Regions from separate parts of the Homo sapiens genome. Here region 2 is linked to region 1. A link is an interaction called in ENCODE POLR2A ChIA-PET data of the cell type or tissue named here. Cell type or tissue: Panc1. All regions are shown on one strand. Each heading gives the region's core, and the rest is flanking DNA. Links, peaks and the distances in the headings are about the cores only.

Region 1 (10,643 bases), core at 2,255-7,254:
AACAGTGAAGTTCGGCCAGTTCCTAACATGAAGTTCTGAACATGCGGCAGCAGCTGCAGACGGGTAGCTACGGTCAGCTGAAAGGAATGTCCAGTATTTGGAATCTGGACACCAGTCTTGGAGGGAAGAACCTGCTGCCAGATCTGATTATTTCAAAAGAAATCCGAAATCTGGCTTTTTTACACGAGCTCTTCTGATTTATAAAAGCACACAGTTGTAAAACCACAAATAAGAGATGGCTCACGGGCTGTCCATGTGAAGCCTCTGCCAAACCATTCTCCTGGCTGAGCCCTCAGTCCCAGGAGAGAAGGGCGCCTGCCAACCAGGGGATCAGGAGCCACCCTGGCCCTGCCCTGGCCCCCCACTCACTGTTTGATGCTGTTGACCGCATAACTCCTCCCCAGGCAGTGATTGTGCCCCGCCCCCCAGGGCATGTTGTAATTCTTCAGCCGTTTCCCATCCTTGTAAAAGTCTTTCTTCTCTGATCCGTCAGGGTTCAGGAATCGGTTGTATTTAAATACCTGAAATAGGAAGAAGGTCCTTTTCTGACCCCATTCCCAGAACAAGCTCACACCAAGAAAAATGTATGAGGATGTTCATGACAGTCATGTTTATAAGAGGGAAAAACTGGAAACCATATACAGGTCAATTGATAGGGGATTGGTTAAAAAATTATGGCAAAAGGTTTGTGTGTACTGACATGGAAAGAATTTCTACAATTGGTTGTTGAGTGAAAAAAGCAAGTTTCAGAATAGTATATATTGCATGATCCTATACACACACCAATCTTTTCATGGCATGTGAATGTGTTGTGTGTATGCCTGTAAAGCCATGAAAACAATTCGCAAGGCACACTCCAAACCTTGGTCAGAGAACTCTGTAGAACTGGAGAAGAAGGGAAATACATATTTTTTACATTTAAGTATATATTTCTCTGTATTTCTTTATATTCTATGATATATATTACTTTTGTAATGTAAAATAAAAGAAATTAAAATATTTTTTAAAAAGAAAATGCCAATTTCCTTTGGTTACACTGCACAGTGGTAAGGCAAGGGTTGTAGCTGAGCACAGAGCTTGGCATGGAGTAGCTGCCGACTGAAAGATGGGTGGAAGGATAGGTGAATGAACCAGTGGATAGACTAAGAGATGGAAATGTGGATGGAAAGATGGATGAATGGAGGGATGGATAGATGGATGGATGGGTAGATGGGGTGGATGGATGGATGGGTAGATGGGTGAATGAATGGGTAGATTGATGGGTGGATGGATGAATAAATGGATGAATGGACAAATGGATGGATGGATGAGTAGATGGGTGGATAGATGGATGGATGGGTGGATAAGTAGAAGAATGGGTGGATGGACATATGAGTGAGTGGGTAGATAAATGAGTGGGTGGATGGATGGATAAATGAGTAGATGATTGAATGGACAGACGGATGGATAGATGGATGGATTCATGGGTAGGTGGGTGGATGAAAGAGTAGCTTCATGGGTGGATGGATGGATGGATGGGTGGATGGATAGATTAATGGATGGGTAGATGGGTGAGTATGTGGATGGATGGATGGATGCATGGATGCATGGGTGGATGGATAGATTAATGGATGGATGGGTGAATTTGTGAATGGATGAATGGACAGATGGATGCATGGGTAGATGAGTGGATGGATGGATAGATGAGTGGATGGGTGGCTGGATGGATAAATGAATGGGTAGATGGGTGGATGAAAGGGTAAATTGGTGGGTGGATGGATGAATGGATGGGCGGATGGATAGATGAATGGATAGGTAGATAAGTGAGTGTGTGGATGGATGGATGAATACATGAATAGACAGATGCATGAGTAGATGGGCAGATGAATGAATGGATGGATAGATGAGCATGTAGTTTAGGGTCTGACACACAGTAAACACCCAATCTGTTAGCAATTGTGAAAGTTTACTTCTTCTCAAAGTCTGGGGCAAGGCAAAAGTGTTGAGAAACTGACATTATAACAATCTGAAATAAGGAAAATGGCTGAGCTATCACAAAGCACTCAGTGTGAATGAACATCCCCTCATGTTCTAGGGTTCCTCAGAGACCCTTGAACATGAGGGGATCTGGGTCTGACTCCAAGAGAAGCTGTGAAAAAAGGTAGGAGCCAAAGAGATATCAGAAGGCTGGGGAGAGAGTGGGGCCATCAATATCTGCTTATGCATGATCCCATTTAATCTTCCTATCAATCTCATGAGGCAGGTGCTATTATGAGGTCCATTTCACAGGTGAGGAAGCAAACACAGAGAGGTGAAGCAATCTGGGCAATGTCACATAGCAAACAAAGAGCAGAGCCAGGCTGCCACTCAGATCTGGCTCATCCCAAAGTCACTGATTGTTCTCCCACAGACCCCATATGACCAGGCGCCCCTGCCATTTACCTCTGGGTCTGTGTAGATTTCTGGGTCTCTCTGGGGGCTCAGGAAGGGGAAGAGGAGGAGGCGGTCACCACGTCGCAGGTTGAATTCTCGCCCGTCTGCCATGGGCATGGCCAGGTCCACCACAACCTCGCGGGTGATGAAGGGGGCAGCTGTAAGCCTGAGGCTCTCACTCAGCACGCTATCTGCATGGGGCAGGTGCAAGGAAGAGTCAGCGGGCTATCCCTTCACCTGCTCATATGCCAACCCCAGCTCTTATTTTACAGAGGAAGATGAAGAGGCTCAGAGAGGGTGCCTGCCTCGCCCACACAGTCACATAGCAAGGTGAAAAAGGACACACGATGACATGTGGTCTCTGTGGTCCCTCAGAGACGTTTGAACATGAGGGTATCCAGGTCTGACCCCAAGAGAAGTTGTGAGGGAAGGTGGGAGCTAGGGAGATATCAGAAGGCTGGGGAGAGAGTAGGGCCATCAATCTCTGTTCCTGTCTGCCCGGCATATATTTCTCTTCTGGAAACGGGCCCCTGATTTTCCTCTAGGGTCCACCCCTCTCTCATTCTCAGGGGTTAGACTGCTGCTTCTATGCTCAACTCCTGGGATGGGGCTGTGACTGGCCAATCAGAGCATCCCTCTGAGCCCTGTGATTGGTTCAGGATGGACACATGACCCAAAGAAAGCCAATGAGACACAGTCTTGGGACTCTTGGTGGGAACACTGTAAGAGATTCAGAGTCTCACAGAGCCAGGAGGAAGTCAGCCTTGAGCTGCCAACAGCTACTGCCAGCCTGAGACTGGAGCCAACCCAGTGGGAAACAGGGCTGAGAGGTGGAGAGGAACTGAGTAGTCCTGACGACATTGTTAAAGTGCATGGATCCACCTGTGCCTGAAGCCAATCCTCTGGGCTTTTTAGTGACATGTCTCAAAGTACCTTTTCACCTTAGTCAATTGAAGTTAGGTTTTCTGTCACTTGACCCCTAGCTGAGGCTGGAGTATGGAGATGCCAGGTGTGTGAAGATAGGAGGCTTAGGGAGACCCTAGGTCGGAGGACACACTGATGGACCCTGGAAGACAGGAGTCCATGTTGGGGAGGGCTTTGGGGGTCCATGATGACGCAGTCTTAGGGGCTATCTTGGAGGGTCTGACGATCTCACCAAGCACAGGTGTGCTGTCTAGAACCTTCTGTGGGAGAGTGGTCGTCTGCGAGACAGGCTGCTCCGCTTGCCAAAGGATACTCTCGAGCTCTCCGCGGACAGCAGCCAGGGCTTCAGGATTCTTGAGAAGGAAGAGCAGGAGCCAGAAGGCAGCGGGACCCATATTCCCCTGCAAGGAGAAGGGCCCCTGTTATGCCATTATGAGGGCAGAGCTGACTCGTCTCTGCCAGGGACACAGCTCGGGCCAAGACAGAGGGGCCAGTAGGCCTGGGTTCCCACTGCTGCCAAACACCCAGGCATGACCAGTGTCTATCTCCAGCCTCAGGACATGGCCAAAACTGCCCTGTGGCCCAAAATACCTACTTCAAGGCCACTCGTGGCATCCCTGACTGTGTGCAAAGTCACTAATCCTAGGTCACACAGGTAATCTTCATAGCTAATCAGCAAAACAGTGTCAGTAATAGGAACAGGGTATATCAGTTAAGACTGTTCACATCTGAGAATGATCACATTGTTGGCCCCAATTCTTCCCCAATCGCAGAATCCACGCTCCTTACCATGTGAATTTGCTGTTCCTCCTATTCAAGAGCCAGAGCGTATTTCCCCTGCCCTTTGAATTTATGCTCAGCCGTGGACTTGCTTTGGCCAATAGATTGAGGTGGAATTGAAGGAACAGCCACTCTACGCCTAAGCCGCGAGAGACTTTGTGTTTCCACTTGCTCGGCAAGCCCACTGATCCCAAGAGGAGGATGAGAGACTCATGGACAGAGCTGAGCTGCCCCAATGAGCCAGACCCACAGACCCGTGAGTTAAATAAATGCTGATGGGTGTATGCCGCTGATGAGTTGTTATGGATGTTTGTTATGCAACAATAGCTAACTGGTGTGATATCTAAAGATTTGCTTCCAAATATAATCATTCTTGATGTAGTTTGGGAAGCAAAAAGTTCCCTATATGCTTTGTATCTTCAAATTCTATCAGTCACTTGAAGAATAAATGTGTGTGTGTTGTGTACGTATAAAACAAAGCCGCAATCATCATTGATGACTGAAAGCTATGAATAAAAATTATTTAAACTTCCCAATAGATAAACACTTAGGAAAACGAGTGGAATTTCTTGCTTCAAGGCTTCAGTCTTAGCTGAACATTTTCATACACATTTTAGCCTCAGCTCTTTGGTATGTGGCTAAAATGTGTATATGGCACCCTTTAGTGATCCAGATATGGGAAGAATACCAACTAATCTCAATTTGGGGGAAGGTTTTTGTCTGCCGTGACTATTCTATTCAATCATAATAATGGAATATTAAATCATCATTAAATATCATGTTTACCCACTAATTTCATTACAGACATAATTACACATGGGCAAAAGGACATATGCACAAAGATAATTATTGCAGTGCTCATGTAATAGAAAAATGCTGGAAACAATCTCATGTCTATCAATAAGAGATCAATGAGATCAATGAAGATCCATCCATTGGATGATGTGATGCAGGAAGTCATTAAAAAGAAGCTGGCTCTGTGTGTACCGATGTGGGACTGTAGCCAAGACACACAGAAGCATGCAAACGCAAGGTGCAGGGTGGTGGCTCAGCATGCTGCCATTTGTGTGTTTGTTTAAAGAGAAATATACATGAAGAAGTACAGACCATCTCTTTTTTTTTTTGAGACAGGGTCTTGCTCTGTCACCCAGGGTGGAATGCAGTGGCACAATCATAGCTCACTGCAGCCTCGACCTCCTAGGCTCAAGTGATCCTTCTGCCTTAGCCTCCCAAGGAGCTGGGGCCACAGGCATGTGCTACCCAGCTAGGTTTTTTTTTTTTTTTTGGTAGAGATGGAGGTCTCCCTATGTTTCCCAGGCTGATCTCAAACTCCTGGCCTCGAGCAGTCCTCCTGCCACAGCCTCCCAAAGAAGCACAGACCATCTCTAAGAGACACCAGAAACGGGTAACTGAGGTTACCTTGGGACAGAAGCTGGGAAGACAAGAGGATAAGGAGGAAGGAGGCTGACTTTCCTTGCAAATACCTTTTAAACTGTTCAAAATTTTTTAATGGACACACTAATTTTAAGTGAAACAGAAGCCACCCAGGCTGGAGTGCAATGGCACGATCGTGGCTCACTGCAACCTCCACCTCCTGGGCTCAAGTGATCCTCCTACTTCAGCCTCCCAAGTAGCTGATACAAGCATGCACCACCATGCCCGGCTAATCTTTCTATTTTTTGTAAAGATGAGGTCTCACTATGTTTCCCAGGCTGTATCCAAATCATTTCTACAGTGATGTACAATGTCATGAGAGATGCTCATGTTACAATATTAAACCAAATAGAAGGTTAGATTAAAACAGCTGCATGATCTTAACCACAGAAGAAAAACCTATGGGGAAAGGCTGGAAAGAAATGCACCATAGCATTAGTGATGGTGAGATAGATTTTGCCTTCCTCTTTAGTGCCCGTGAGGCCAGGAGGAACCACACTCCTCTGCTCAATACTTCCATCACGCAGGTGCCATTATTAGGCCTTTTACTGAAAAGGAAAACGAAGTACTCCCCGGTCACTACCCACTGCCCAGCATATAGTGGAGGCTCACTGATATTTGTCAAATAAACATCTGCATCCCTTTGGATTAGAGGTGGAGCTCCAAGACAGCCTGGGAGGTGGGCTAGAAGATCCCTGGACTGAGACCAGGTAGAGGTGGGTTCAAATCCCAGCTCCCCACTTTCTGTGACTGTGGACAAGTCACGTCCCCCTTTGGGTCTCAACACTGGGGGTAACATTGCCACCTCCTGGGTGGACGCAAGGGTCCAGTGAGGCTGAATGCAAGCAATCCCACACGTGCTGCGCCCATAGTAGGTGCTCAGAAGTGGTTACTCCTCCCCCACTGGCCCCTCCCCTGGATTTGAAAACAAGTCGGGGGGGCCTCCGGCCCTTTCTGAGAGTTCCACCAGCACCTCAGGTCCAGCTGACACAGCAAGGTCACCTGCTGTCCATCACTTAAATAGCCAGGCAAATGCGGATGATAAATAATTCAACACCAGCTTAGCTCAGCGCCAAGGCCATTTTATCTGGCCCAGATGGTTAGATGGGGGCCACCGCTCATTAATTACCAAGCAGGAGTGGAACACATGGGCGCTTGGCTATCTCTGCCTGCAGGAAAAAGCTGTGGCAAGTTAGGGAGGTGACCAAGACCGCCTTTTACCCAACTGCACAGATGTGAGTGTGAGTGTGTGTGTGTGTGTGTGTGTGTGCACACACAACCATAAGAGATCCTGAATTTGCCACCCTGGAATTTGAGCTTTCACCCACGGAGCCTTGCCTCCGTTTACTCAGGAAGACACTTCTTGTTTGTCTTCATTCCCTCCTACTGCAGCCAAAGGCCATGACCCAAAAGCAGTGCCACCCCTGTTCTAGCTTTCCTGTGAATGGCAGTGGCTGACCTCTGGGAGGCACTGACTGCGGGCCAGACCACACCCTTGGTGATTCACATGCTCCTTCTTGTTGCCTCCTGACAACATGGCCCATCAGTGGAAGTGGGGGACTTCCGCTGCCCGCTCCTGCCTGCATCCGCTTCCTTGTCGTTGGTAACAGCACCCCACTTTCCTTCAAAGAACCACCTCCTCTTAAGTCTAAGTCCATGTGGGCCATCCAGGACTGACCCATCCTTCCAGACTTCAAGTGTGGGCATGGGACCCAGGCGGAGGCACTGAGTGATCCACGCAGAGTGGGGCATATGACGTGGGCTGGGCCAGTGAGTATCAGTCTTGGGAGCTGTGCTAGAATTTAGGGGAAGGGAAGCCCTCCTCCATGGGATTGCTAAATTGCCTAGAGCTACTGGAGGCCATTGTAGTCATCCCCCAGGGGGAGACCCTCTGAGGATGTAGCCTGGCAGAAGAAGGGAGACCTGAGGGATGGGGGTCACAGATTGTGTTTCTTTTAATTTTTATGATTTAGAAGATTCCAACGGAATAAAAGAATATCCCGAGTGTGATGATGTGTTAGTGTAGGTCATAAATTGTAACAAATGTGCCACTCTGCTGAGGGACACCAGCGATGGAGAGGCGAGGCATTGGGAGAAGGGGGCTAAGGGAGATCCCTGCACCTTTCCTTCAATTTTGTTGTGAACCTAAATCTGCTGTAAAAATAGAGTCTATTTAAAACAAACAAACAAAAGCCCTAAGTGCAATGTGGGATTGTGGATTGGCTCCTGGAAGAGAAAAAGAATATTAGTAGAAAAACTGGGGCAATGTGAATAAAGTATAGACTTTAGTTACTAGCAATGTCCCAATGTGAATTTCTTAGTCTTGATGAATGTATTGTGGTTATGTAACATTAGGGAAAGCTGGGTGAAGGGTATTTGGGAACTCCTGTACTATCTTTGCAACTCTTTTATAATCTAAAATTATTTCAAGATAAAACTACTGAAGACAAAAAAAAAAACAAACAAAAAAACCAACCCTCTTTACAGATGGTGAAACTTAAGCCCAGAAAAGTGACTTGTTTGAGGTCACATAACTAGTTTAGTGGCAGAGGTGAGATTCCACCCGAGTCTGTCTGACTCTCAATACTGTGGTTTTGCTTTCTACTCCGTTGTCAGATGCCTCAAGGATTCTTCTCGATGATCACTATCTCAGCGGAGCTATGTGCAGGCCCAGCAGCTCCCGTGGCCCCCTCCCCTACCTCTCAGGACCACCCAGGAATTTCCAGGGATGTGTGGCTGTGGCTGCTGAGGATGTGATGGGGTGAAGGCCAAGCCAGATATCGGGAAGGAAGAGAAGGATCAGATGTGATGGATGGGGCTGAGGGACATCATGTCAATCAATGGTTTCAGTCCTGGCATTACCAGCATCAGTGGGCTCAGAGCTGGCAGGGAAGCCTGACCTGTGTTTGGAAACTCTCCTCCGTCTGCCCCCCACCACCCCACCCCACCTTCCCTTACAGCCTCCTCTTCCCCTTGCCTGGACCTTAGGTCTCGGCCCACAGAGTCCTCCCTGGATGCCTGAGACTCCCACTGCTCCTTCCATCACTCTCGATTCCAGGTTCAGGGGTTCTGGATTCAGGAAGCTGTTGTGAGGATCCTATGAGATGGTGGTTGCAAAGTGCTCAACAGGATGCTTGGCCCAGGGTAAGTGCTCAGTATCTTTTGAGATTATTATTCCTGACTCATCATCTCCGACCTGACAGCAGCAATCACAGCTACCATTTTTCAGCCTCTCTGCAGCATCTGACCCAGCTTCCCACTCCCGGCTCTCCTCCCACCTTCCTGGCCCCTCCTCCTCACCCTTCCCACCACTGGAGAGCCCCAGGGATGCCCCCTTCTTCACCCACCCTCGCCTGCAGTATCTCCTCCAGTCCTGAGGATTTAAACTCCTCTATGCTGACAACTCCCAAGCCTGGACCTCAAACTTGAACTCCAGACTCTCTTCTCCAGGTGTCCACTCCCCCATCTCCATCTCAAATTCAACATACCCAAAGCCCAACCCCCGATCTTCTCCCTGAAACTTCCTCCTCCCGCCATCTCCCTCTTCTGCCCATGGCTCTGCCATCCCTCCTGTCACTCAGGCCCAAACCTGGATTCATCCTTGATGGCCTCCCCCAAGGTCCCATCCAACAGCGGATCCTGTTGGCTTTACTTTGATATATGTTCAGAATCTAACCACCCCTGACCCTGGCCCAGCAGCACCCTCTCTTGTCTGGATCCTGCTGCTCCTCTCTGCTCTCCCTGCCTCTGCTTCCCCACCCCCTACAGTCTCTTGTCAGCGCTGCAGCCAGAATGATCCCTCTAAAGCGAAAGACAGGCCAGGTTCTTCCTCTGCTCAGAGCCCTACAGCAGGCACCTGTCTCACTCACAGTAAAAGCCAAAGCCCTCCCCATGGCCTACAGGGACCTGTGTGGTCCGGCAGCTCTGCCTCCCCACCGTGTCACCCTTAGTCCTGCCTCAGGGCCTTTGCACTTGCTGCTCCCTGCCTGGGAAACTTCATTCTATATATTTACATGGTTCACCCCTCACTTCCTTCAGTCTCTGCTCAGATGTCACCTTTCAGTGAGGCCTTCCTGGGCCTGCCTTCCTGCTGCATCTCTTCTCCATAGAACACATTCCCTCTAATACTTTTTTTTTTTTTTGAGATGGGAGTCTCACTCTGTTGCCCAGGCTGGAGTGCAGTGGTGCCATCTCGGCTCACTGCAACCTCCACCTCCCGGGTTCAAGTGATTCTCATGTCTCAGCCTCCTGAGTAGCTGGGATTACGGGCCTGTGCGACCATGCCTGGCTAATTTTTGTATTTTTAGTAGAGTCAGGGTTTCATCATGTTGGCCAGGCTGGTCTCAAACTCCTGATCTCAAGTTATCTGCCTGCCTTGGCCTCTCAAAGTGCTGGGATTACAGGCGTGAGCCACTGCGCCTGACTTCTAATACATTTTAGATGCTTACTTGTTTGTTTATTTATTTATTTATTTTTGAGACAGGGTCTCACTATGTCACCCAAGCTGGAGTGCAGTGGCACAATCATGGCTCATTGCAGCCTTGACCTCCTAGGCTCAAGCAATGCTCTTGCCTCAGCCTCCCAAGTAGCTGGGACTACAGGTGCGCACCATCACGCCCAGCTTTTCTACAAAAAAAATAAGGTAGTTTTTGCAGAGATGGGGTCTTGCTATGTTGCCCAGGCTGGTCTTGAACTCTAGGACTCAAATGATGTTCCTCTCTAACTTCCCAAAGCACTGTGATGACAGCTTATGTGTTTATTAATTGTCTATCTTCTCCCACCAGAATGCCAGCTCCCTAAGGGCAGGGATTTTTGTCTGTTTTGCTCACCGCTCTATCCCCAGCTTCTAGAATGGGGCCTGGCCCATGGTAGGTGCTCTAAATATTTGTTGAAGATGTTTCTTGAGCACTTGTTATCTGCAAGGCACAGTTACAAAATTGCACATGTATTCCTGCCTCCTTTCATCTTCACAACCACGTCTTGAAACGGGTGCTACCATCTCCATTTTACAGATGAGTAAACCGAGGTGCTCAGAGGTTAAGTGACTGACTTGCCAGGAAGTGTCAAAATCAGGATTCAAACTCAGGCTGGGA
Region 2 (10,643 bases), core at 3,307-8,306, 230 kb before region 1:
TGTTGATCTCTACACTATTGGCCAGTTTTGTCTGATGCATTGGCCCCAGTAATAACTCCTATCTTTGTTTTCTGCTTATCTTTATCAGAGACTATTGCTTGTTCATGGGAACTGGGCTTTCTCTATTTTTTCCAGCATTCAGATGGCTTCTTTTGACCTGTTAACTTTCTATAGGTTGGGAGCCACGTGTACCAGTGTGTGTTGATCTTGGCTTGATTCAGTCTGCCTTGTAACAGGTGAGGTTTCTGCTTTCTATCTGCCAAACCCCACCGCAAAATTTGTCCAACTGGGCCTAACCTCAGGACCCATTTCCAAGTTGGGTATAAAACTGGGAGAATAAGTCATTAGGACTGACATTGGCCTGTTGGTATTACTAGGTCTTTGTTGGAAATAAGAGCTTGGAGTTCCAAAGAAAACGAGCACTTGAACAAAAGATTTCTCAGCAAGGCAAATTTACTTCTGCCGTAGGGTGCTGCTGCTGGCATTCCTGGCAAGAGCACACCTAACAAAAGAGAGAAAGGGTTTTTATTCCTAACAAGTAGTCCCTGCTTCTGTGTCCTATCCCCATTGGCTGGAGTCGACAGCGCAATCTAAACTAGTCCTGATTGGCTATTTTAAACAGGAGGCATGTGGGTTACAGCTGTGGGAAGGGCAGGAAACTTGTTTACAGAGCTGGTTGCTAGGAGTGAGGGGGACTTTTCCAAATAGGGAACAGGTTACAGGTTGAGATTGGCCGGAGAAGTTGTTTATAGAACGGGTAACTCGGAGCAGGAAGGTATGAGGAAGTTGACCTTAAGAACAAAGAACAAGGAAGTTAAAACTTTGAAGAGAAATCCATTGTATCTAACGATTTCCCCCTTTTGATTTTTATAATTATTTCTCTTCAGACTTGTTTTAGCGTGTCTTGATTTTGTTCCTCTTGGTCCTCTGAAATTAGAAGCTTAACTGAATGATGCGAGGGAGGATTGAGGAAGATTTTGGTGGGTGAGAGCTGTTAAAATAAGCTTTTGTATTAATCCTCAGATACAGGGTATGATACAGCATCCTACAAGAATGAGCAAACCTATTCTGATGGCAGGAGATTGAGGACGTAAGTCCTTTCCATTTGCGGAACTATTTTTCCATTAAAATCGTGAAGGGGTCATTTATTCCAGAATTTCTAGCTAGCTCATTGGATAAAGCAGTAAGTCCTTGGGCCTTTGTTATGGTTCCATCGGGAGCAGTATTATTAGGGATGAAAGTACAACACTGGGTTCCAATCATGACACAAACTACACCTTTCTCCGCTAGTATCATGTCTAATGCTATTGTATTTTCTCAGGCCGTTTGACTGGTGGGCCCTAATTGTTAAACTGTTCCCTTAATAGCATCCCTAGTATAATTAATGAATCGTTGCTGGGTTACATTTTTTGTGTTTTTTTTGAGATGGAGTCTCACTCTGTCGCCCAGGCTGGAGTGCAATGGTGCAATGGTTCACTGCAACTTCCACCTCCTGGGTTCAACCTACTCTCCTTCAGCCTCCTGAGTAGCTGGGGGCTGTCACCATGTTGGTCAGGCTGGTCTCAAACTCCTGATCTTGTGATCCACCCGCCTCAGCCTCCTAACATGCTGGGATTACAGGCGTGTGCCACCACTCCCGGCCCAATCTACATTTTTATTTAGAGTTGACCACCAGAACAACATGGATTCAAACTTGCAGCTATTTGATTTTGGGCCTTAAATCTATCTGGCACTCCTCGTGGGATTCCAATGGCATCTATATAAACATGAGAGTCACGAGGGACATCCATTGTTTTATGATGTTCTGTTTTTATGTATGTTTTCTGGATGAAATACCAGGGTGAAAGGGAGATAGCCAATTGGATTAGAGCTCAAGTGCCACGCCAAGTAACTTGGCAGAGTATTCAGTAATGGTCCACCACAACACCACCATACGTTTGCTTGGGGATGAATAAGGGACGACTGATTGGTAAGCTCCTGGAAGGGCTTAAGCTCACTGCATCTCGTTAGGTCTCCAAGCAAATTCAAGTTCTCCCCCTGTGAGAGACACGAGGTAAAATTGGCATTGGAAGACGGATGCTTGATGGCCCTCGGGGGCTGACCCGCAGGGTGTCGGACTTCAGGGGACTTCAGGAAACAGCAGCGAGAGAGTTTGGCATAGCTTATTGCCCCAGGTTGTGGGGTCTTGGAAGAGAGCTGCCATACAACTTAATGCCTGATCGGCTGGAGGACGATCCGAGTGGAAAGGGAACAATCTGGGGCTCTGGCTTACCACGTGCGTAAGCATAACAATCGCTTTGTTTAGCGAGCGGACAGAATGTTTAATCCATTCCAGCCATGCATTTGCATCTCGGTACCGTTTCAATTGGTAGAGTTTGCTTTAGATCTTTAACCTCTACAATGGTCACTTTGGTTTTGTCATTGGGTGTTTGTTTAGAAGGGGATGAAGGGGGTGGGGGAACAATGAAGCGCATTTCGAAAGATCCTGTAGGGTCTATCCCTAATGTTGCGGCTCCCATGCTGTAGAAGCTACTTAAAGTGGGATTAGGATTGGTGGAGGTAGAGGTAAGAATAGAAATTTGCACTGGGTTACATTGGTGATATTGGCAATTAGAGGGGGCCTTCCCTTTGAAACGAAGGTAGGGTTGTAGAGAGATGCAGCTTTTTGGGGAAGTCTACCCTTGAGGATCGGTATTCCATAGGACGTCATTCCGGGATGGGCAGAACCTCTCCTCAAACCCTTCCCATTCCCAAACTGCAAAGAATGTAATGGATTTAGTTTCGATTAGGCAAGCATTGTGTGAGGATTTAGAATTTATCTTGGAAGGGCAGAGATATTTTTCTGAGAAGGCCAGTTGCCTCTGGTTTTGGAGATCCCCACAGGATATGACAAGACAGGCATCAAATGTGATTGAGGTGAGCTTGATCTAGTTACATTAATGATAAAATAGCTGACGGTAGAGAGAGGAAAGAAGACAAGGCAGTATAAGAGGGTTAAAGTTTTCGTAGCTTTAGGTTGGTAGAAATTGGCCCTGGAACAATAGCCCATGACTCTGAAGATGGTGATGCTGTTTTGACTGGGGTATGATGGGTCCACCCCTTTTCGGCTGTTCGGGCTGCTGTTTCAGTTAGGAGTGCTAGGTATGGTCCTTCCCAAGCTGGCTCCTTCCAGCTTTTGATAAGGATGTGATCTCCAGGCTGGTATTGATGTACCAGGAACTGTAAGGGTGGCATCTGTGCTAAAATACCTTTAGTTCTGAGGTAAGAGAAAGTGGAAAGCCAAGTATATAATTTGATCCTTTGTTTCAAAGGTAGGAATGTCAGTAGTAAGAGTGTAAATAAGGCAGTCCACATAACAGAGAGATAGGCCAGTATCTTTCTGAGAGGCAGTCCTGACTGAATTAGGTGAATCTGTAAACCCTTGGGGTAGGACTCTCCATTGGTACTGCTGCTTCCATCCAGAATGAGGGTTTTCCCACTCAAAAGCAAATACTTCTCTTGTCTTCAGCCAAGGGACATGCCCAGAAGGCATCTTTTAAATCTGTTACTCTGAACCATTGATTGTCATGGAATTCTGCTGAGGATGGTAAAAGGATTGGGGACAACAGGGTGGGTAGTCTGGACTATTTGGTTGATAGCCTGGAGATCTTGTACTAGTTGATGAGACCTGTCTGATTTCTTTACAGGTAATACTGGGGTGTTAATAGGGGGACATACAGGGTTCAGGGAATCAGTCCTGAATGAGAACTTCAACTACAGGCTTTAATTCTATTCTGCCCTCTAGGGGAATGGGATATTACCTTTTTCTTACTATTTCCCCTGGGGTCTTTAACTTTGTATGGATTGGAGTGACTTGAAGTTTCTTTTTTTCTTTCTTTTTTTTTTTTGAGTTGGAGTCTCTGTCACCCAAGCTGGAGTGCAATGGTGTGATCTTAAGCCACTGCAACCTTTGCCTCCTGGGTTCAAACAATTCTCCTGCCTCGGCCTCCTGAGTAGCTGGGATTACAGGCGCCTGCCACTGCACCCAGCTAATTTTTGTATTTTTAGTAGAGATGGGGTTTCACCATGTTGGCCAGGCTGGTCTCAAACTCCTGACCTCGTGATCCACCCACCTTGGCCTCCCAAAGTGCTGGTATTTCAAGTGTGAGCCAGCAAGCCCAGCCTCCCTGATTTCTTTTTCCTGCCCATACATGAGGATGAATGTATTTTTCTTCTGCGGTGGTAAGTCTCTTCCTAATAAGTTCGTTCCTGCCTCAGGGATTAACAGGAATTTAACATGGGCTGATCAATTTTTGTATAGACCTCTGTCTTTTAAGATTTTTGCTTTAAATCTTTTATCCCTGAGATAGAAAGTTCTTCTGAAGAACAGGTGATAGATACCAGATGGGAGGGAACGGGAGCGAGCTGCTGCTGAATCTGTAAGAAGGTTTTAAGTTCACATTTGGGTCCCACCTCTAAATTTATCAGGGGCTCTTGGTGGGACTCAAGGTAAAAGAGACAGCCCCTGACCTCCCTATTTTCCTGGAAGGCCATAAGTGGAATATTTTTTCTTTTTCCCATTTGGGGCATTCTCTTTTGAAGTGACCTACTCTTCCACATTTGAAACATTTGTTTTCCCCTCTTCCCTGTCCTGCACTGTGACTTCCAGGTTTTATTCCCTTACTCCTTGTATACAGTTTGGTCGCTGGTGGCCTAGAGGGTTTGTAAGTTTTACTTCCTTGTGTCTCCTACTGCAGAGTTCTCTGTTGTAAGGTAGACAGCATGATTTTTGCCTTTTGTTTCTGCTGCTCTTTGTCCCTACTTATATGCTTCTCTAAGAAGTTAGTCTCTGGGACAATCTTTCCAATTCTCTATCTTTTGTAGTTGTTTTTAGAGGTGTTTGGCCAAGTCTTAGTAACAAAATGAAGCTTTAGCATCCCTTGCCCCAGTGGGTCTTCCATTTCTAAACCTGCATATTTTCTCATCTGTTCTTTAAGCCTATTTAGGAATTCATGGGTCCTTCATCCATCCCTTGTATGTTGAATGCTTGGGAAATACTCTCAGTTCGGGATACTGATGGAACATTTTGACCGGTAGGGTGTTAATGTTCCCAGACTACCAAAGCAGCCCTATGGATCATGGTTCTTCTCCCAAGAAGGGAATGCCTAAAATGGACATAAGCTCGGCCCATACAACTGGGGTCCTAAAAAATGATTTGATCTGCTACCCCATAAGGGTCATCTAACAAGGGCTTGAGTTTTTCTTTTTTTTTAGATTTTGTACTTCTGAGCTGGTTAAGGGGGCATTTACGAAGCTGATGCCTCCTCTCCCAAGGGGCACTTCTTCAAGGGGAAGAGAGTTGGGGGCAATTCTTTGGAGGTGGAAAGGGGAAAGGGAAGTTCTGAGTATCCTTTTTACATTGTTCTATTTCATGCTGTAGGGCTTAAGTGTGTGGCTAGGGGGAACATGGGGTATTGATTCAGGATTATATGGGGGAGGGACTGATGAGTGGGGGGATCCTGTGTACCGGCTTGATGCATGGGGTTTGGCAGAGGCAAGTGGTCTGGTGGGTCCCATATGTTAGCAGGCTGTTCGGGGGTAGAGACCTTACTCCTTTCAGAGGAGTTGGCTTCTGGCTTGCTTCCTGTAGTTATGTTTAGTCCTTTCACTATCCTTTTAGCATGAGAACCTAGGGGACTGTCAGAGGGGATGTTACTGTCATTAATTTGATCCTTTCTATTTACTGTCTTTCTTGAGGTATTTTGCATAATGAAGGTTTGGTGTGAGGCCCAAAATTAGATTTATTGCCTTTCCTCATAGGCTCAACCTCCCTTACTGGAGATTTCTTGCCATTCCTTTCTCTAGAGGGTCAGCCCCTGGCTACTGGAGATTTCTTGCACTCTTCTCCTTTTGCTTCATCCTTCTCTGGCTGCTTCCCAGGAGGGAATATTTCAGGTCCTCCTTAGCATTGGTGTGTCAGTATAAGCCCCATGACAGGAATCCACCATAAGCTATACGAGGTGACCATGGAATCACAGATCCGGAATCATCGCTCGCTTCGCACTCAGTTGTGCGTCTCATTGACACACTTTCAACCTCTAAAATGCCCTGACCACCAAGGAAATACTTTGTCGCCCCTGTGACTTTTCTTAACTTGGTCTGTGCAGTTACCTGGTCACCGCAGTATGTGAGGATCCTTTCCGCCTGTGTTGCTGAGAGTCTGGGTTTATGTGTCACCTTGGGTGGGACCCAATCTCCTGTTTGTGAGGCCACCGCAAAGAGGTGGTGGGATGCCTCTCCTCAAGAGAGGTGATCGTGGGCTTCTCCTGAAGGAGAACGGTAATCCCAGATGAGCTCCCAAATTGTTGGCAATAAGAGCTCAGAGTTGCAAAGAAAATGATCTCCAAAAGATTTCTCAGCAAGGCAGATTTACTTCTGCAGAATGGTGCTGCTTGCACTCCTGGTCACAGTGAGAGCACCCCGAACAAAGGAGGTGAAGTGGTTTTTATCCCTAACACAGCTAGTTCCTGCTTCTGTGTTCTATCCCCATTGGCTAGAGTCCAATCTAAACTAGTCCTGATTGGCTATTTTAAACAGGAGGGGTGTGGGTTACAGCAGTGGGAAGAGCAGTTGCCACGAGCGAGGGAGACTTTTCCAGATAAGGAACAAATGCGGGTTACAGGTTGGGATTGGTGGGAGAAATGTTTACAGAATGGGTAATTAGGAGTGGGAAGGTATGAGGAAGTTGACCTTAAGAACAAAGAACAAGGAAGTTAAACTTTGAAGAGAAACCCATCATACCTAACAGTCTTGTAAGAAAGGATGACAAAGTGATTGAACATTGGGTGGAGCTAATTTTCCTTGGCCAATTCACTTAGTAAGATAAGGAGCTCCAAATCATATTTAAGTTGGGAGTCAATTGATTTTACTTAATTCTTGTGAGGTTCAGTTATAAGATTCATCATACTACTACCATGAGCCATCCTCAGCTCCTTGTTACATGGGCCTGTTAACATGGCAGCTTTGTCTATAAGCAAACCCAGGAGAGAAAGACATAGCAGAGATGGATGTTTGAAGTCTATACCTTCCACCCCCTTTAAAGAGAAAGTAACACCACTCCTTTTCTGTGTCCCTTGGGGACACTACCTCCATGTCTGGTCACATGGCTGGACTTTACAGCAGATAAGCATACTGTGGCCTGAGACCATGATTGTATGCTTTCCTTCTGCTGACCTTTACAATCCCTCAATAAATTGAGCTAACACAGGGAAGCTTTTTTACCAAATAACTGTGTTGCATCATCCTCCAGTTTGCCTGGTGTCCTTAATCAATGGAAGGGGAATAAGCAAACTGAGTTTTCTTACACCTTTTGAGTATAGTGTTTTTGCCATCATAGATGTGGCTCCTCATAATTCTCCAACTTTTATATTAAAAAACCAAAACCTCAAAAATTGTAGTTCATGTCAGTCAGTGATGACTCATCTTAGAAGTATTTTGTTTTTGGATGTGTGAATGTGCATAGTTCTTAAAGTCCAACATTCATGTAATAAGACATCTTGCATATAACAATGACCCTTACGTCTAAGATGTTAAATAGATCCTAAGCCTGGTATAACTTTATTCAAGTATCCTTATTTGCCCCTAAAATGTCTTTAATACACATTACTTGGGTTATTTCTTGAATGAACATACAGGTATCCCAATTTCTGTTTTTAAGAGAATGGGGTCTTGCTCTGTCACCCAGGCTGGAGTGCAGTGGTGCAGTCATGGCTTACTGCATCCATGATCCTCCTGCCTCAGCCTCCCAAGTAGATGGGACTGAAAGCACACACTGCCATCCCTGGCTAATGTTTTCATATTTTGTAGAGTTGCAGCCTTGCTACGTGACCCAGGCTGGAGTGTAGTAGCTATTCACAGGCATGATTGCTTGAAACTCATGGCTTCAAGGGAAACTCCCACCCTCAATATCCTCAGTAGCTGCAACTACAGCCATACCCCCCACTGCTCAGCTTCTCATCCTTTAAAAGATTTTTACTGGTAGTGTCCTCATTCTGGGTTTTTGTCTTCTGTGTTTACTGTGACATGAAGTCATTTTTAGATGAAGGTTAAACATTTTGCCAACGCAGGTACAATATGGGATTCAATAAAAGTACAGAATTAAAGTTGTCTTATTAGAGATTGGGAAGTTTCCCAGCTCCGTTTATCGGTACTTGGCCGTACCGATAAAGGGGATGGACTTGGAGTGACCAGGTCTTAGTCACATGTATTTTCATACCCTAAACAAGAAGCGGTATAGACCAGAATGGAGCACTGATTGTAATCCACCTTCTTTCTTAGAAACTGGCGATGGAATATGAGAGGAGCCCTCTGGAAAGAAAAGGACAGACCCTGTGCTTTCATGAAAGTGAAGATCTGGCTGAACCAGTTCCACAAGGTTACTGTATACATAGCCTGAGTTTAAAAGGCTGTGCCCACTTCAAGAATGTCATTGTTAGACTTTGAAATTTCTAACTGCCTACCTGCATAAAGAAAATAAAATCTTTTAAATCAAAATGCTGTTTTGTTTGGCCATTGGAGATAACCATTGAACAGGGATAACAAGTAGTAGTTAGGTATTTGCAGTTTCATTTGGTTTTAGTTTTTTGAGGGGAGAATCACCCTAGTGGGCAGTTGGTTTCTGTGGGCAAAGCCTGCTTTCCACAGGTATTGTGCCTCGTGATTGGCTTCTGCATTGGAAACCTAAGAATAAGCAAGCACACTTGGGCCAGAATTCAAAGCAGAGGGTCAATACAGAGGTATCTCACTTGTATGCTTACACCTGCACAAGATCGTGTATGTTAAATCGTGGGTATTAGGCCTTAATGGTTGCATGAGATGAGTAAGGATGATGTGGGCTATGGTATTTGTTTATAAACTTCATAGGAAATTGCAAAAATAGGCTGCATCATTTATCAATATGTGATGATTTTTTATTTAAAATACACAGTGAATAATTTTTTAAGTATCTTAAAATCTCACCTCAAAGATGGGACCTCTAGATTTCTTTTTTTTTTCTGAGGCAGAGTCTCGCTGTGTCACCCAGGCTGGAGTGCAGTGGCATGATCTCAGCTCACTGCGAGCTCTGCTTCCTGGGTTCACATTCTCCTGCCTCAGCCTCCCAAGTAGCTGGGACTACAGGTGCCCGTCACCACGCCCGGCTAATTTTTTGTATTTTTAGTAGAGACGGGTTTTCGCTGTTTTAGCCAGGATGGTCTTGATCTCCTGACCTTGTGATCTGCCCACTTCGGCCTCCCAAAGTGCTGGGATAACAGGCATGAGCCACTGCGCCCAGCCTGGGACCTCTAGATTTCTAAAATGACTCCTGGTATTGACTCAGAATCCCCTCCCCTTGACTAGGCTGGACCTAGTGTAACTTCTGAGACTTGCTAGCTCTTTTTCTCATTCTCCTTGGCTTGCTCACTTTTTTTTTTTTTTTTTGAGATCTCAGCTCACTGCAACCTCCGTCCCCTGGGTTTAAGCAAATTCTCCTGCCTCACCCTCCCGAGTAGCTTGGATTACCACGCCTGGCTAATTTTTGTATATTTAGTAGAGGGGGTTCACCATGTTGGCCAGGCTGGTCTTGAACTCCTGACCTCAAGTGATCTGCCTGCGTCAAGCCTCCCAAAGTGTTGGAATTACAGGCGTGAGCCACCACGCCTGGCCTAGCTTGCTCACTTTTAATTAAGCTGCCATGTTGGGAGAGGCCAGCGTAGCAATCAACTGAGGTTGAACCATTAGTGTGGGAGGAGTTACCCAACAACCATGTGAGTTTGTAAGCACGTCTTTCTGTAGCGGAGGCTTGTGAGAAACCCTGAGAGCGGACCCACCCAGATTGTGCTTGGATTTCTGACCTATGGGAAATGTATTTCAAGCCACTAGGTTTTGAGATAACTTGCTACAAAGCAGTAAATTCACAACTCTATAATGCCCACTCTAAAGGTCCTGACATGGGCATCTCCATTACCTAAGTCAACTGATGCTACTTCAATTTCTCCACGTAGCATTTGAAGCGTTTATGTCTGGCCCCAGCCTACATTTTCAGACTTATTTGTGCATTTGACTTAACATGTCCAAAACTAAATGCCTGATGCTTCACTCACCTAACCCCATTCCCTGCAAGTCTGTGCTTCCTGCGATCTTCCCTTCCCAGGTATTGGCAACACCAGAAGTCCAGTTGGTCAGGAGCTGTGGAATCAACCTCATGTACCATGTGAATCCCTTGGCAAATGCTATTGGTTCTACCTTCAAAATACATCTGAAACCCACCCCCTCTTAGCGTCTTCATTGCTACCACCTTGGTACAAACCATCAAACAAGCTTGGAATACTGGTCTCTACTTCAGCCTTTGCTCCCTACGATCAATTGAGATGCAACCAGAGCGATCTGTGAAAACCTGAATTAGGTATGGAGCTCTCTGCTCAGAAGCCTCCAGTGTCTTCCCCACCTCACACAGTAAAAGCCAAAGTCCATCAGGGCCTACATGATCTTCCCCTTCCCTTAACCTCTAACTTCATCTCTTCCCTTTCAATCTTAGCCACATGGGCCCCCTGACTTCTCCATTCCTTTAGGATTACTCCAACCTCAGTATCTTAGCACTTGATTTTCCCACTGCCTGGAATGATCAG

What was found. ChIA-PET counts read pairs that join two places held together with the same protein. Peaks named below come from ENCODE experiments on the same cell type or tissue, not always from the same donor. Only the 100,000 strongest peaks of a DNase experiment are listed, where the experiment ranks them.
Region 2: POLR2A ChIA-PET joins it to region 1 with 6 read pairs; 5 of 35 experiments call an interaction of 5 or more read pairs at or near these places.

The regions. Positions count from the first base shown.
Region 1 is chr20:49,510,659-49,521,301 of GRCh38, forward strand. It overlaps PTGIS (prostaglandin I2 synthase), which reads right to left. Exons shown (of 10, transcript NM_000961.4): 7 at 3,569-3,737; 8 at 2,422-2,603; 9 at 370-521. Among named protein-coding and RNA genes, the nearest start is that of KCNB1, 33 kb to the left of the region's middle. In Panc1, for the core only: no CTCF peak of the experiment used is centred there; no DNase peak of the experiment used is centred there; H3K27me3 peaks cover 216 bases.
Region 2 is chr20:49,280,729-49,291,371 of GRCh38, forward strand. It overlaps ZFAS1 (ZNFX1 antisense RNA 1), which reads left to right. Exons shown (of 4, transcript NR_036658.2): 4 at 8,317-8,532. It overlaps SNORD12 (small nucleolar RNA, C/D box 12), which reads left to right; the gene lies at 1-44. Among named protein-coding and RNA genes, the nearest start is that of SNORD12, 5.4 kb to the left of the region's middle. RefSeq lists enhancers at 2,779-3,711, 5,576-6,507, 6,508-7,439, 9,609-9,718. In Panc1, for the core only: no CTCF peak of the experiment used is centred there; no DNase peak of the experiment used is centred there; H3K4me3 peaks cover 336 bases; H3K27ac peaks cover 627 bases.